Regions from separate parts of the Homo sapiens genome. Here region 2 is linked to region 1. A link is a loop called in an ENCODE intact Hi-C map of the cell type or tissue named here. Cell type or tissue: endothelial cell of umbilical vein. All regions are shown on one strand. Each heading gives the region's core, and the rest is flanking DNA. Links, peaks and the distances in the headings are about the cores only.

What was found. Hi-C counts contacts between places; a loop is a spot of excess contacts. Peaks named below come from ENCODE experiments on the same cell type or tissue, not always from the same donor. Only the 100,000 strongest peaks of a DNase experiment are listed, where the experiment ranks them.
Region 2: a loop joins it to region 1, with 5 times the contacts of the local background. A loop is called at or near these places in 17 of 110 quality-filtered maps.

The regions. Positions count from the first base shown.
Region 1 is chr2:45,932,683-45,940,335 of GRCh38, forward strand. All of the region lies in intron 2 of PRKCE (protein kinase C epsilon), which reads left to right. Among named protein-coding and RNA genes, the nearest start is that of PRKCE-AS1, 260 kb to the left of the region's middle. RefSeq lists an enhancer at 3,479-3,788. In endothelial cell of umbilical vein, for the core only: a CTCF peak has its summit at 3,888 (motif pointing left); a DNase peak (open chromatin) is centred at 3,769; H3K27ac peaks cover 665 bases.
Region 2 is chr2:45,786,277-45,793,929 of GRCh38, forward strand. All of the region lies in intron 1 of PRKCE (protein kinase C epsilon), which reads left to right. Among named protein-coding and RNA genes, the nearest start is that of PRKCE-AS1, 110 kb to the left of the region's middle. RefSeq lists an enhancer at 75-1,274. In endothelial cell of umbilical vein, for the core only: no CTCF peak of the experiment used is centred there; a DNase peak (open chromatin) is centred at 4,295; H3K27ac peaks cover 2,031 bases.

The DNA of each region.
Region 1 (7,653 bases), core at 1,803-5,802:
GGATTTAGTGTGTTTATGTTACTGGACAACCATGACCACTATCCATCTCCAAAACCTTTTTCGTCTTTCCAAGTTGAAATTCCGTACCCACGAAACACTAACTCTCTACTCCCCCCAGCCCCGGGCAATCGTCATGCTACTTTGTCTCCATGAATTTTGACTACTCTGCATACTTCATATAAGTGGAATTGGGCAGTATTTCTTTTTATGACTGGCTTATTTCACCTAGCTCAATGTCTTCAAGGCTCATCCCATGTTGTAGCAAGTGTTAGAATTTCTTCTTAAGTCTGAATAGTATTCCATTATATCTATAATATATACCACATTCTGTTTATCCACCATTCTTTGATTTTATTCTGATTTTAATTTGCATTTCCCTGATGTCTTTGCATTGCTCTTGAGTGCCTTTTTATATGTGCATCATCTATTTGGGTATCCTCTCTTAGAAGTGCCTACACAAGTCTTTTGCCCATTTTTCTATTGGGTTGTCTGCTTTAAAAAAGATGATTTTTAGAAGGTCTTCATAGATATTGGATATGAGTCTCTGTTGAGTATATGAATTGCAAGTACCTTCTTGTCTGTGGCTTACCTTGTAGTTCCTTAAGAGGATCTTTTGATGAACAGAAGTCCCTGAGGAATGTATCAATTTATCAGTTATTTTCTTTATGGTTTGACCTTTTCGTATTCCATTCAAGAACAGGCTGCCTACCTGAATGTCTTAAGGATGTTCACCTATGACTTCTTCCAAAAGTTTTGTTTTACCTTTCACCTCATATGCCTGCTTTTTTTTTTTTTTTTTTTTTTTTTTTGAGACTGAGTCTCGCTCTGCCGCCCAGGCTGGAGTGCAGTGGCGCGATCTCGGCTCACTGCAAGCTCCACCTCCCGGGTTCACGCCATTCTCCTGCCTCAGCCTCCCGAGTAGCTGGGACTACAGGTGCCCACCACCAGGCACAGTTAATTTTTTTTTGTGTTTTTAGTGGAGACGGGGTTTCACCATATTAGCCAGGATGGTCTCGATCTCCTGACCTCGTGATCCGCCCGCCTCGGCCTCCCAAGGTGCTGGGATTACAGGCGTGAGCCACCGCACCCAGCATGCCTGCCTTTTTAACTGGGAGTGGTTATTTTGACCCTAGGGGAACTAGGCTGCTTATAGCACAATCATAAGATTTGGGCAGCACTGTAGTAAAATCATGTTAACTTGGTAACAGGGTCGGGGGACTAGTGGAAGCAAACATAAGTGCAGGTACTCCTGGCTTCAGGCATCATGTTTTTCTAAAGAGTTGCATGTGAATTTTATCCAGTGAATTTGTCCATATTATAAACACTGAGTCTGTGACTTTTCAGAGATTTCCACCAAAGTTCCAGAGGTAGTCTCCTAACTGACCTCTGCTGTCACCGACTTGCCAAATTAACTCTGTCTCCCATTCTCTCTGACACACGCTCAGGGCACACTTGAAAGCTCACAGCCATAGTGGAGCAGCTTATGCCGTACTCCCACTGTACACTTCTGTCCCCACCAGTAGTTGTGTGTTTATCAAAAGCCACTTGTATTTGTTCTTATTGTAATAAATAATTGTAATGAAATCTTATTTAAACTGAGATGAGTGTGAAAAAAAGTTTCTATTAAGACTAAGTTGAATGTGACGGAAAAAGCCAAAGATAAATTTCCTATAAAATTACTGTTGGCCAGGCATGGTCACTCATGCCTGTAATCCCAGCACTTTGGGAGGCTGAGGCGAGCAGGTCACTTGAGGTCAGGAGTTTGAGACCAGCCTGGTCAACATAGTAAAACCCCATCTCTACTAAAAATACAAAAATTAGCCAGACGTGGTGGCACATGCCTGTAATTCCAGCTACTTGGGAGGCTGAGGCGGGAAAATCACTTGAAGCCACAAGGCGGAGGCTGCAGTGAGCCGAGATCACACCACTGCAATCCAGCCTGGGTGATAAAGCGAGACTCTGCCTCAAAAAAAAAAAAAATTACTGCTAAATTGTGTGAGAAAAATAATAAAGCTCTAAAAAGATTCCAAATTCACATTACTTCACAAGTATCTTTAATTTTTGCTCCACTAGAAAGAAACCACAATTGGGCTGGGCATGGTGGCTCACACTTATAATCTGAATACTTTGGGAGGTTGAGGCAGTAGGATTGCTTGAGCCCAGGAGTCAAGACCAGCGTGGGCAACATGGAGAGACCATGTCTCTACAAAAAAAAAAAAAAAATTTAAATTAGCCAGGCATGGTGGCATGTGCCTGTAGTCCCAGCTACTTGTGAGGCTGAGGCAGGAGCATTGCTTGATCGTGGGAGGTTGAGGCTGCAGTGAGCCATGATCATACTACTGCACTCCAGCCTGGGCAGCAAAGCGAGACACTCACTCTCTCTCTCACACACACACACACACACACACACATAGAAAATGGAAATGGAAATCATAGATAATGTTTGTCTGTAAGAGATGATGAGGGGGACCATACCTTAAAGAAATTGGCCTTCTGTTATTGGCAAGTGAGTACATATATTTGTTTTTCAATATTTTCAGTTTGAATATTGTTAGTTAAAATACTTAAAGTACATACATCTTTTCTTTGCATGATTCTCTGCTTTACTGACTTTTTATTAAACAAACATTCTGCCATTCACCAAAGATAAGTGGGGCAGAAGAAAATAAACCCCCTCCTCTCAGAGCCGGCCTCAAGCTAAGAACTTTTGAAGTACTGTTTTAGCTAAAAAATATTAATACTTTAAAATTTGCATACTATACCATGTTTATAAACAAAAGTGTTTTTCTTTTCCAAGGTCTTCATATAAAATTGCAGCTTAGGGTTGGGCACGGTGGCTCACGCCTATAATCCCAGCACTTTGGGAGGCCAAGGCAGGTGGATCACTTGAGGCCAGGAGTTCCAGACTAGCCTGTCCATCATGGTGAAACCCCATCTCTACTAAAAATACAAAAATCAGCTGGGCATTGTGACGTGCCGGTAATCCCAGCTATTCAGGATGCTGAGGCAGAAGAATTGCTTGAACCCAGGAGGCAGAGGTTGCAGTGAGCCAAGATCATGCCACCGCACTCCAGCCCACACGACAAAGTGAGACTGTCTCAAAAAAAAAAAAAAAAATCGCAGCTTAGCTGAATTCTTGATAGAAGGTGGTGACTTAGATGCCTTCTCTTCTGGTTTGTCTGCTGTGTCTGTGTGCACCTGGACCCATTGTGCTCTGGAAAGCAGGCACACTGGAGTCCTGGAGTGCAGGCTGGCTGGCGCCTTGCAGTGCCTGGTGATGGCTGGGGTTTGGTCCCTGGTCTGTCCCCTGGGGTTCCCATGTCTATTGGTGAGGCAGCAGTGTGTGCTCGTAGGAGACCCTCTGTCAAGAGGCTCTGTTAGGAGCCAGCCTGCTGCCCTGCCTTTGAGGCTGATCCTTCACCCTAGGAGGGCAGGCACTGAGGGCCAGCACTCTGGTCACGCCAAGGATGCTATGGCGACCCACTGAAGAATGAGCTATTACCCTGCCCACCCCTGCCTGCTGTGCCCCCAAGCACCCCTTGGGGGTTACTCACTTGCCTTCCTGGTATCAGGTTAAGAGGTTATTAGACCTTCCATTTATTCACTCAATTCTTTTCCCTGCTCTCCTGAGTAATAGCTCAGGAACCCGTGCCCCAGCCATGCTGGGAACATGCTTAGAAAGTAAGGGGAAACCTTTGGGCCAGCACCCACGTGGTTTTGAATCACTCAAGGACAATCTGCCTAAGTCACTGGCTTGGTGGCCGTGGGCCAAGCAAGGAGTCATCCAGTAGCGCCTCTGCCCTCACTGTCCTCCTCCTCCAGGTTTCTTTACCGAGAGGAAGCCAGCGGGAGGCCCGACATCCAAAACATTGACTAGTGTGCCCCCGTGTGGCTCTGGTGGAAGGGTTTGGAAAATGCAGCCAGGTTTTCCTAACCTTACCCACCAAGGCCGGAGGATGCCCTAAGGACAGCCTGCAGCCCCTGCAGCCCTCTTTTTGCGTAATCTTTGATTTTTCTTGTTATTATTTCTTAACAGTTAAGCGCCTTAAGGCCTCATTTAACTTGAGTTAAAGAAGTGTGATTTTGGAGGACCCAAAGATTTTCCACTGGTGTAGGGAATGTCTCCTCCCGGCTCTGAGAGACTTCCTCCAATCCACAACCTACCGCAGGTATGTGTTCTTATTAAAAGGGGCAGGGACAAAAGCTCTGCCTGTCCCTCTTGTACTTTCAGGCTATAATCAATCAGCAGGCACACCTGTTCAGACTGTGACATTGAATTTCCAGGATCAGAACCAGAGCCTGGTACAGACACAAGCCTTCCAGTACTTGTATTTTAAGTTCCATAGATGCTTGGACCTTTTGTGGGCTCCTGGGACAGTGATCATGAAAGAAGAGTGCTCCCAGGGGATGAGCAAGATGATCCCCTTTGGCTGGGAAGAAAAGATTCCATGTCCATCTGGTTTTTATTACTCCTCTAAAAATGTTCCCTTTATAGTTTTATAATTGTACTTAAATAAAAATAATTGCACTTAAATAAAAAAAAATTGGGGAGATTATAGCAGAAGCTGTTGGTGTCCCGGCCATAGCTGTGTCCCTTGGTCTGCCACAGAGGTCACTCCCAGAATACACTTAGGACTCCCTGTGTCTCCTTCTGAGGGTGACCTGAGCCACGATGTTATGGGATGGAGGCTAACACCTGGTAGGCCCCACATTTTTGACAATTTGGTTTTAAGAAAACTCATAGGTATGGCCACACGTGGTGGCTCACGCCTGTAATCCCAGCACTTTGGGAGGCTCAGGCGCGCGGATCACGAGGTCAGGAGATGAAGACCATCCTGGCTAATACGGTGAAACCCCATCTCCACTAAAAATACAAAAAAAAATTAGCCAGGCCTGGTGGCGGGCACCTGTAGTCCCAGCTACTCGGGAGGCTGAGGCAGGAAAATGGTGTGAACCCAGGAGGTGGAGCTTGTAGTGAGCCGAGATCATACCACTGCACTCCAGCCTGGGTGACAAAGTGAGACTCCGTCTCAAAGAAAAAAAAAAAGAAAGAAAACTTGTAGGTATATATCATCGTTCCAACAAAAGCTGCCATTATCGAACGCCTACTGTGTACCTGGTACTTGATAATGATTACATTCTGTCACTCCAACTCTGGAAGGTAGATATTATCCTCCCCCACCCCACTTTTCTTTAAAGAGGTGAGGAAACTGAGGCTCAGCAATGACTGTGGGGATCTGGGAGCAGACTGCAGGTCTTGCTGGACCCAAGGCCCATTCGCCCTCCTTGCTGCCATGCTGGCTTCTCTACAGTGAGAGTAGCCTTTACGTTACGCACCACTAATGTCACTCAGAGGGTCCCGACCCTTCCCCTTCGGCCTCTTCTTGTTCTCCTCCCTCTGTTCCTCTTGGATTCTCAGGAGCCAGTGTTAGCCCAGAAATGAAGAATTAAAGACTGTTCACACCCACATAGAACCATCTGCTCTCTTAGCCTCAGGGCAGGGCTGATGGGGGTGGTATTTAGTCTCTTGGAGGTGGTATTTAGCCCCTTGGAGAGGTGGTGCAAATATAGAAGCTGGTGTAGATGGCTTGGCTGGAGGGGGGCTATCTGGCAATTCAATGCATCTTGTGAGTTTTGGAGAACTAGGGTGACTATATCATTTATCCTCCAAGAAAGGACACAGTTGAGAATGATAAGTGACACTATACATAATTACTCTAAGAAAACAGGCAAAATCTAGGACTATCCTTAGTGACTTGGAACCTACATCCTCCCTACCCACTCTATAGATATCCCTGCATTTTCCACCTTGTGTCTGTGATTGACCTGTTGTGTCCCTTTCAACATTTCAGCGCCCACCCCTCAAACCCCCATCAAGCCTTGCAGCAGCTATTTATTCAGTTAGCAAACTTTTCCTGGCCTCCAATTTGCATTCTTTCCTAACTTATGGGTCCCTTCTCTTTTGCCTAGATGCTGCCTTTCCCTGGCTGTTTGACCATAAACTCATGGTATCATGCCTTATTCAGCAACTCTTAGAACAAAGTAAACAAATGTGCAAGTTTGCTTAAATTGAGAAAGCTTATATTTACAAAGTCGTGCCAGTTTTCTTTCTCACTCATCTACAGTTCTCTCAAACATTGGCCCTATTCCTGATGTATTAGATTGCAAACCCCTGAGGGCAGAGGCTGGGTGTTCTCACCCAGTTACACATGGTGGGCACCTCATTCGTAACTCTTTCTAGCACATTCAGCGCTCTGCCCTCTGGAGTCTTGCGGCTGAGTCAACACTCAGGAATCCAGCGCAGTAGGCTAATTCCACGCTGGCTCTGACCTCATCCAACCCTGCTGTCCCAGTGAAATCCAGCCCACAGCACCCTGCCAGGGTGGAGGAGGTGCCGGGCTATAAATCTCCCCGTTGTTTCTTCTCCCGGAAAATATAAAACCAAAACCAAACATTATACATTATGCCCTCACTCACAGAGTCACTTGGAGGCTTCAATAAGACAAGGGATATGGGTGTGTTTCGGGAAAGAAATTTGATACAAGTGCCAAGTGCTGTTATTGAAGACCTTAGGCATTTATTTTGGTAGCACCCCAATAGTGACAAGAGATGGGCTTGTCTAAAGCCAGCACTGCCACCTTCCCCTGTGTTCACCACTTCATTCCCTGATGTCTTACTGTCAGGCAGTTGGGCCTTGGAGCTGCCCTTCCTTCCGCATGTTGCTCTTTCATCATTTCATACCGTATTCTCCTGTAGAGTAGCATCTGGGCACCTTCCTTTGTCGAGGTTACTAAGACTTTCAAAGAGACATTTCAACCCCAAGTCACTAAGAGAAAATGTAATGCAGCAAGTGATTCCAATGGCAGTTAGTTAATGCACTTTTTTTTTTTTGAGAAGGCGTCTCACTCTATCGCTAGGCTGGAGTGCAGTGGCGCAATCTCAGCTCACTGCAACCTCCGCCTCCTGGGTTCAAGTGATTCTCCTGCCTCAGCCTCCTAAGTAGCTGGGACTACAGGTGCGTGCCACCAGGCCCAGCTAATTTTCGTATTTTTAGTAGAGACGAGGTTTTATCATGTTGACCAGGATGGTCTTGATCTCTTGACCTCATGATCTGCCTGCCTTGGCCTCCCAAAGTGCTGGGATTACAGGCGTGAGCCACCATGCCTGGCCCGCTAATGCACTTTTAAGGCATGCTTGCTGTAAATTGTTTTGGGAGTCTGCCGTCATTTCTGAGATGTGGGTGTAACCCAGCCCCTCACCATACTGGGCTGGCAGTGAATTGCCAGCAAGTGCATTCAGAAATATGAACATTCTCCCCTGCTTCCAGTACAGCCTCAGAGAGTCTCCTTGCTTAGTTGACCTGATGTTTTAGAACTTGTCTCTGCGTCTTCCTGCCTTCTTCTTTTTTGCGCTCACTTACTGGTTCCTGAAATTGGCATCAGCAATGCAAATTGGAAGCTTCCCTCAGACCTCTTTTCCAGTTCATCACCTGACATTTGCTTCAGGTAATCTGGCACCAGTCCTCAGCAAGATGTGTGTCTAGGAGTCTGGTGAGAGGCCAGATTAGGGGTAGCTGTGGCTTCAAGGAGTGGCCTGCAAAGTGGAATTTGGACACAGTGCCCAGAGTAGGCAAGATGAGCTACTGGGATTTGG
Region 2 (7,653 bases), core at 2,283-6,282, 150 kb before region 1:
CTGGCCACACAGTAGAATTCATCCCAAGTTTCCAGGAGGAGTTACAATGAAGAGACAGTTCAAGTGACAGTTGCTGTTTAACCGCCTCATCCGTGGGGTTCCAAGAAAACTGTGACATCAGTGAAGTTTGTATTCCCTACCGCAACTTCCGTTTCTGTACCCACCCACTCCCTCTCTTTCTGGCTGCTCCTAGTATCTGCTTTCAGCCATTTTATCTTTAGTTTCCATCTGCACACTACCTAATTCACTTCAACAAGACCTGAAGCAGACAGGCCCCACTAACAGGAACAGGACAGGCCTTAGGGGCCTTCAGACCTTGGCACTGGAGGTTCAACTGGGAAGACAGAGTATTTTGTATGAGATTCAGGGGTGGGAGTGAGGGGGCAAGGGTTTAAGTTTATTATCAAGGAACAGCAGCAAACCTTACTGGGGGTTCACCCTGTGCCAAGCAGGCTCTGAGTGCTGTGTACAGCCTCTTGGCCACCTAATCCTCCAACAGTTCAGTGAGGTAACCACTACCCTCACCCCCGTTTTACAGAGGTGGAAACCGAGGGTTTAGACAGCTGAAGTAACTTGCACAAAATCACATGGCAATAGTAGAGATGCGATTCAAACCCTAGGGAATACGATTCCAGAACCTCACTGTTAACCAGGAAGCTGGTGTTTCTCAAACTCGCCTGGTGAGTCACTTGAGGCTTTGGTTCAAGTCGGGATTTCCCATCGGTTTCCCCTGGATCCGATGATCCTATGGGTTTGGGAATCTGCACATTGAATAGAGACCCTGAGTGAATCTTATCTGCTGGTGGATGTGGGAAAATCTACACTTGGCCATTTGGAAGTGAGGTGTCCCCCCAAGCTGGGAGGAGCGTGGCTGTAGCTGGCAGCCCTGCTGGGGGCGCTGAGCTTCTCAACAGGAGCTGGTGATAGCTGGAGCTGAGTGCAGGCTCGGAAGCTTGACCAAAACGGGATTCCAGGCACAGGAACTCAATGATCACACCTAGATAGTTTTGGGGGTGGATTTGGAGAACAAATAGCCTAGTAGGATAAAATGTGATGAGGGAGAGGGAGAGACAGAGACAGAGAGAGAGAGAGACACAAAGTCAGAGACATCTGAGCTGAATAGCAGCTGAGAGGCCCCTGACCAGTCATCACCTCTGGGCAATGCTGGCCACAGAATGGGACTGAGCCTGCAGGTGCGTCTGGGGAGGGGAAGTTCAGTTGTAGGCAATGGAGCCAGGCAGGTCTTTTCCAGATGGTTTCCTAAACAGGTGTTTCATGGGAACCTGATGAGAGGGAGGGGTGACAAGACTCATGCTATGGAAAGCCCTTCAACCAGGGGTATCCCATTTTCTCTTTATAATATATTTGGGTTCCATATAAGATTTCATCTGGAGAGGGGAAAGATATTGAAAACGACAAGGCTTACCGTATCAACAGAAGAGACCTGACAACTTGGCTCAGGGTTCGCGATACAGGTATTAACCATCCCATGGATTTTTGCATCTAAAGAAAGTGTCTGGGTAGTGGGATGTATGACCTCAAGGGATGAAGTTCTCAGCAAGGAATTGCAGGCCTGGAGATCCTGTGCAGGGGAGTGATATGTAACCAGCGGCCCATCCAGAGCATTGCGATCCTGCCAGCCACAGAGGCTTCTCACTGCTCTCCCTTTGTCTTAGCTGTCTCTCATGTTAGGTTTTCAATGAAAGCTTGGAGTACCCTGTGTGTGCCTAGAAACCCTGAAGGTCAGGATCGTTCAATAATATTCTCCCCCATTTCAGGCCTCACCGTGTTCTGACTCTGAGAGGGACAGGATTTCTTCCTGGTCAAGCCGAAACTTTTCCTGCCAAAGTGTCTCCTACTGAAGTCTGTGGCTACTTGGGATTCTCAGGGCATGGGTTGTTCTGGGTGACTGCAATTTCCAAATAGCTAAAGGCGTATTCCTTAAACTACACTTACCTTTTATTATTACTATTTTGGATGGAAGTCATCACCCCTATTTCAGCTTTCATAAAATGGTTATAATGAACATAATTTAACTCATCCTTGGTGACTCTGGGCTTTTCTTAGGAGCATCGGTAATGTTGCTATGCAGTGGCACGTTGATGTTCACAGAGCCATTCTGGATACATCAAGGTGTTTGTCCCTTCATTAGAGAATCCTGACTCCAGTGTTTTTACGTGCAGTGTCTACTTACTTCAGTTTTTCTGTGTCTTCTCTATCAGCACTCACTTCTCATTGCAATCAGGGGGCCTGCTTCTACACAGCCTCTCTCATCCTTTCTACCTACCCCTCCATTGCCTCTAATTTACTTGATTCTGATCAGCTGTTGGTTTAGAAACCAGATAAGTGATCTTGTTTCAACAGTGCATGAAATGAAACAAGCTTTTCATGAGGACCAGAGGGACACTCCGTCTGAAAGGGATGTATGTGGACATTATAACATCAAATCTAATTCTCTATTCAGATGCCTTTATTACTTACTTTCTGTCTAAAGTAGGCAAAGTAGTGCTATTCTCGGGATTTTTAGGTCTGAAGAAATATATGAAGATACATTTCCTGATTCTTTAGCTTCATATGTTTAAGGATAGGTCAATCAGAGAAGGGCATTGACTTACACCATTGGTCCTCAACTCTGGCTGAATATTCAAATAATATTCAAATACCAGAACCTAGTCCTACCCCAGACCAATTAAATCAGAATCTTTGGAGATGTGTCCCATGCATTTTAATAACTCTCCTTGGGATTCTAATGTGCAAGCAAGGTGGAGAACCACCCACTTAGACCCTCGCAAAACCACCGCACTGAAGACTTGTGTCTTTTAAGACAGATGACAGGTTCTTGGTGGGGGAAGGTGGCTCATGCCTATAATCCCAGCACTTTGGGACGCTGAAGCAGGAGGATTGCTTGAGGACAGGAGTTCAAGACCAGCCTGGACAACATAGCAAGATCCCATGTCTACAAAAGAAAAGGTGCCTCTGGATTTTGTATAATAATGTGATAACTCAGAAATTTGTGTACAGAGACCATAAGATTGACCATATTATTTAATACATTTATTAAAATACTGTTCACAGTTCATGCATTTATTGCATGTCTTCTTTCACTGTGCTAATGTGTATGTTTGACAAAAGCCTAGGACCATAGTGAGACCTTGGCTCTACAAAAATTTTTTAAATCATATGGGCATGTAACTCATCACTGTAACTCCAGTGGAGCATAGCTCCTGCCTGTGGTCCTAGCTACTCAGGAAGCTGAGGCAGGAGGATTGTTTGAGCCTAGTAGTTCAAAGCTGCAGTGAGCTAATGATCATGCCACTGCACTCCAGCCTGGGCAACAGAGTGAGACTGTCTCTCTGGTTGGGGGAAAGGGGGGAAAGACAGGGATTCTCAACCCTCAGCCCTGGCTGTCCTTAAGAACCATCTGGAAGAGCTAGGAATCATTTGAAAATACCCCTGCCACCCATTTTTAATGAGCAGTCAGGGCTGAGAATCACAACTTTAAGATATTTTGCCTGTAATTAATATTTATATTTTAAATCTACATTTTCTGAGAAGCTCGGAATTTTAAAAAATGTATTAGTATCTTTCTGAAGATAATGAAAACTTGTGTCTTTAGATTAGCTTTACATATCTGACACCTAAATGGTAGTGTTCATTCATATTGATAGGATAATGAAGGAAAGAAGAGCTTTGATCAAACGCCTGGGACACCAAAGATTTATCTCTGGTCCCAAGAGTGGAAATCTCGAGAGTGGCCCTGAATTACAGAGCTGGCAGGAGCTCACAAGTGGTTTGTGGAAAGATCAGCTCTTTTGTGATGGCTCTTGGGACAGACAGTTCCTGTGTAGCCAGCTCTTCAGTATTGTCTACCGTGCATTTTGTAGTTGCAAAAATGCACATATGCATAAATGAGAGCATCCTTCAGCCTTTGGATGAAATGTGCAGCTGAATGAGGAATGCTGAAGAGATCATCAATGCCACCAAATCCTCCAGTGTTGTATGAAAGCATCAGTTTCAACCGAGATTCAGGGGAAAAGATAATATGAAAATGTGTCGAGGGTGGCAGCACGTGGGAAAACTTGCAGGATGCGCTGAGAAAAACACACACGTGTGTTCCAGTCTCACTGATTTGGAGCCTCAAATCTGCTAATAGGGCCTGTGATATTTTTAGCCTTGTTATCAGAGCGTAGAGCAAGTTTTCAAGGCTTGTAGGATGTATCTATTAAAATAACCTATGTGACTGAGTGGCTGCTCTCTATAACATTTTTGTTCCACTGAAATACAATGAGAGGAAATGGGGCTGCAGGAAATGGCCATTCTGTCAGAGGACCCAAAGCACACAGGGCCAGTCCAGTATTTACACACATTCTGGCCATTGTGCTTGCAACCTTGGGTAACCCTTCACGTTTTTCTTCTCCTTTTTCATCTTCTTCAGATTTTGAAGGTTATTCGGCTTGAGAAGGGATGTACTATGCTCTGGGAAATTGATTTGTGAATACACTTTGTATCTGTTTCTGCACAATCCTTGGAAGTTTTCAAGGCTGTTGATTCTCTAACAAGTAGCTGACAGTATGAACTTCTGGTCCTGATGATGGTGCTGGTGGTGGTAAGCGGGGAATGTGGTGGCACAACTATCAGACACCTGAGGCCCGTACCTGATTAAGGACCTCTAGAAAGGCGTGTAGGCCTCCCACAGAGGCCAGGCCAGCGTCTCCAGACCTTTGAAAAGGGAACAGAGCAGGCATGTGTTCCAGCCCCTCCACCTCCGCACAAACGTCTGCAGTCTACAGCCAGCTCACTTTGGTGAAGAAGGGAAGGTTTTGTGTAGAGGTCTCTGAATTGGCTGGTAGAGGTGCCTCTGACTGGTCACGGGGCTTGGGGACTAGGGATAGTTTCTGTGCCCTGCTGAACCTCCTCATTCCCACCTAATCAGCCCCTTTAAGTCCTTTTTACATATTGAGCTTTCTGGTAAAGAGGTTCCTGCTGTCCAAAGATTGAAACCAACTAAAAATAACAGAACGCGAGAGATGGAAAAGACTGTAAGGCAAGCTCTCTGGCTTTCAGTGGGGAAAGCTATAGTGAGCACGTGGGGGTCCTGGTCCAGAGTCCCTTTACCCATGGAGCCCCAAGAGCAGGCCCTACACCCGCTGGGCCTTGCCCCCTTCTAGTTTCAGGCTACCCTGTGGGCCAGCAGGCTCAGCATTACACTGTATTTGTATAATTCCCTATGTCCTTTCCTTCCATATCCTCTTTCTTTTAGTTCTTTTCTTTCTTTTAGTTCTTTCTTGAAGAATGGGGTCAATTGATTGATCTTGAGTAAACAAATAGTAGCCTGAGTGAATACCTGCAGAATTAAATTCTGATAGCTTATTTCACTCTAGAATCTTTATGGGTAGCTGCGCAAAGTGGTGTACTTTCCTTAAAGACAGCCTTTCCTTGATGCTGGGTTAATGCGCTCCTCTCTGCCCTTGCTGGTGCTAAAGGGTCACTGAGGCTCAGATGCTCACTGCCATCTGTAACTCCAGTGGAGCATAATGGTCAGGAGCACGGGCTTTGACCCCAGCTCTCTCAATGAGAATCCCGGTTCAAATACATTTGACCCACAGGACCTCTCTGGGTCTCAGTTTTCTTATCCCTGGAATGAGGATAATGGCACCTGTTCCACGGGGTATTTGTAAATGACCACATGCCTGTAGTGCTTAGTTGACACACAGTGTTTTAGTCCATTTAGTGTTACTCTAACAGAATAGCTAAGGCTGGATAATTTATAAGGAAAAGAGCCTTGCTTAGTTCATGGTTCTGCAGGATGGCAAGCTCCAGAAGCCTGGTGCTGGCATCTGCTTGGCATCTGGTGAGGGCTTTCGTGCTGTGTCACAACATGGCAGAAGGGCAAAGGGGAAGTGGTGCAAAGAGGCCAAACCTGAGGGGTGTCCTGGCTTTTAACAACCCAGTCTCACCAGAAGTAATCCAGTCTCCCCAGAGCAAGAACTCACTACCATGAGAATGGCACCAAGCCATTCATGAGAGATCCATCCCCATAACCCAGACACCTCTCATGAGGCCCCACCTCCCAACACCACCACACTTGGGATCACATTTCAACATGAGTTTTGGCGGGGACAACTCAAATCATAGCATACGATGAGTGCTCAGTAAATGCTAAGCTATTGTCAGTGGTCACTTTCCATCCCTACCCCAAACACAAAGCTAGAGAAGGGTGCCCTTCCCACCCTTTCCCTTCTATCAGCTTGTTCTGGTGGCTCTAACACGCAGGAGAGATGCTGGCCGAGGGTGGCTTCTGCTGCCTGGTGCTCAAGTTCCTGTCCCACTTTTACTGCTCACTAACTGTGTGACTCTGGATAATCTACGTAGCCTCTCTGTGCCTGGGTTTCCTGCCTTGAAAGATGGGGTTAAGGAGAGTTTCTTTCTTCAAGGACTGGTTGTAGGATTAAATGAGATAATGCTTATTGTAAAAGTGCATCCATTTTGTCGTGAGCACTGATAAATGGTAGGTGGTATAATTAATTAATTTTTTTTGTTGAGACAGAGTCTTGCTCCATCACCCAGGCTGGAGTACAGTGGCACGATCTCGGCTCACTGCAACCTCTGTCTCCCGGGTTCAGGTGATTCTCCTGCCTTAGCCTCCAGAGTAGCTGGGATTACAGGCACCCGCCACCACTTCTGGCTAATTTTTGTATTTTTAGTAGAGACGGGGTTTCACCATGTTGGCCAGGATGGTCTCAAACTCCTGACCTCAGGTGATCTGCCCGCCTTGGCCTCCCAAAGAGCTGGGATTACAGGCGTGAGCCACCCTACCCAGCCTAATTAATTTATTTGCCCTTCCTTGTTCCAGAATAGATTTAAGCAGGGCAGAGAAGAGGTGTTGAGTAAACAAAATGTCCTGGAAAGCTCTTTGCTGACTGAGAGAGAGCTGCAGAGGAGCCTTCCTATTTGTTGAATTTGGGCGAATGGGGAAAATGCAAAGCTCCCAATCCCCCAATTTCTCCATCTGTTTCCTGGGCTGCTGCTCTTCTTTCTCGCTTGTTCTCTTTCTTCTTCTGCTCTTGTGTGTTCCATGTTTGGTTAGACACTTCGGGGGAGGGAGGCAAGCTGAGAGGGGAAGAAAGAAGAAAAAATTATACCCAGACTCCCCCAAATCCTGCTCTTTGGAAACCCTGAGAGCTGACAGGTGTTCTATCTCGTTTGTCTGCAATGAAGATTACTGATGAATCCAAGCTGCAGGTTGTTTTTCTCTAGCAATGGTAAAGTATGTGTCCAAAAGCAACTCCAGACGGTGGCCTCAGCTTACTGATTTTCTCTCTGATGCTCTGGCCTTTGAGTTCTGTGTGAGCATATGTTGGGCAGTTAGCCAATTCCAGGTGTAGAGTTTTGTTTTCACAGCCATGATCAAGGCCAAACACCATACTTTGATCGAGGCCATCAGGAACCATCAAAAACAGCAACAATTGTTTAAATTTCCCCCTAGATATGTTTGGAACTGGGATCCGGGCTAAACCTGTGCTGGTGCTTGTCAAGGACAAGGACAGGGTCTCACACTGACTGGTGAACAGCCCTGTTACATAGCCAGGAACAAAGGACTCTGAGTCATGAGTGTTCACATTTTTTTTTTCTTGCTTGGTTCGGATTGGTTCT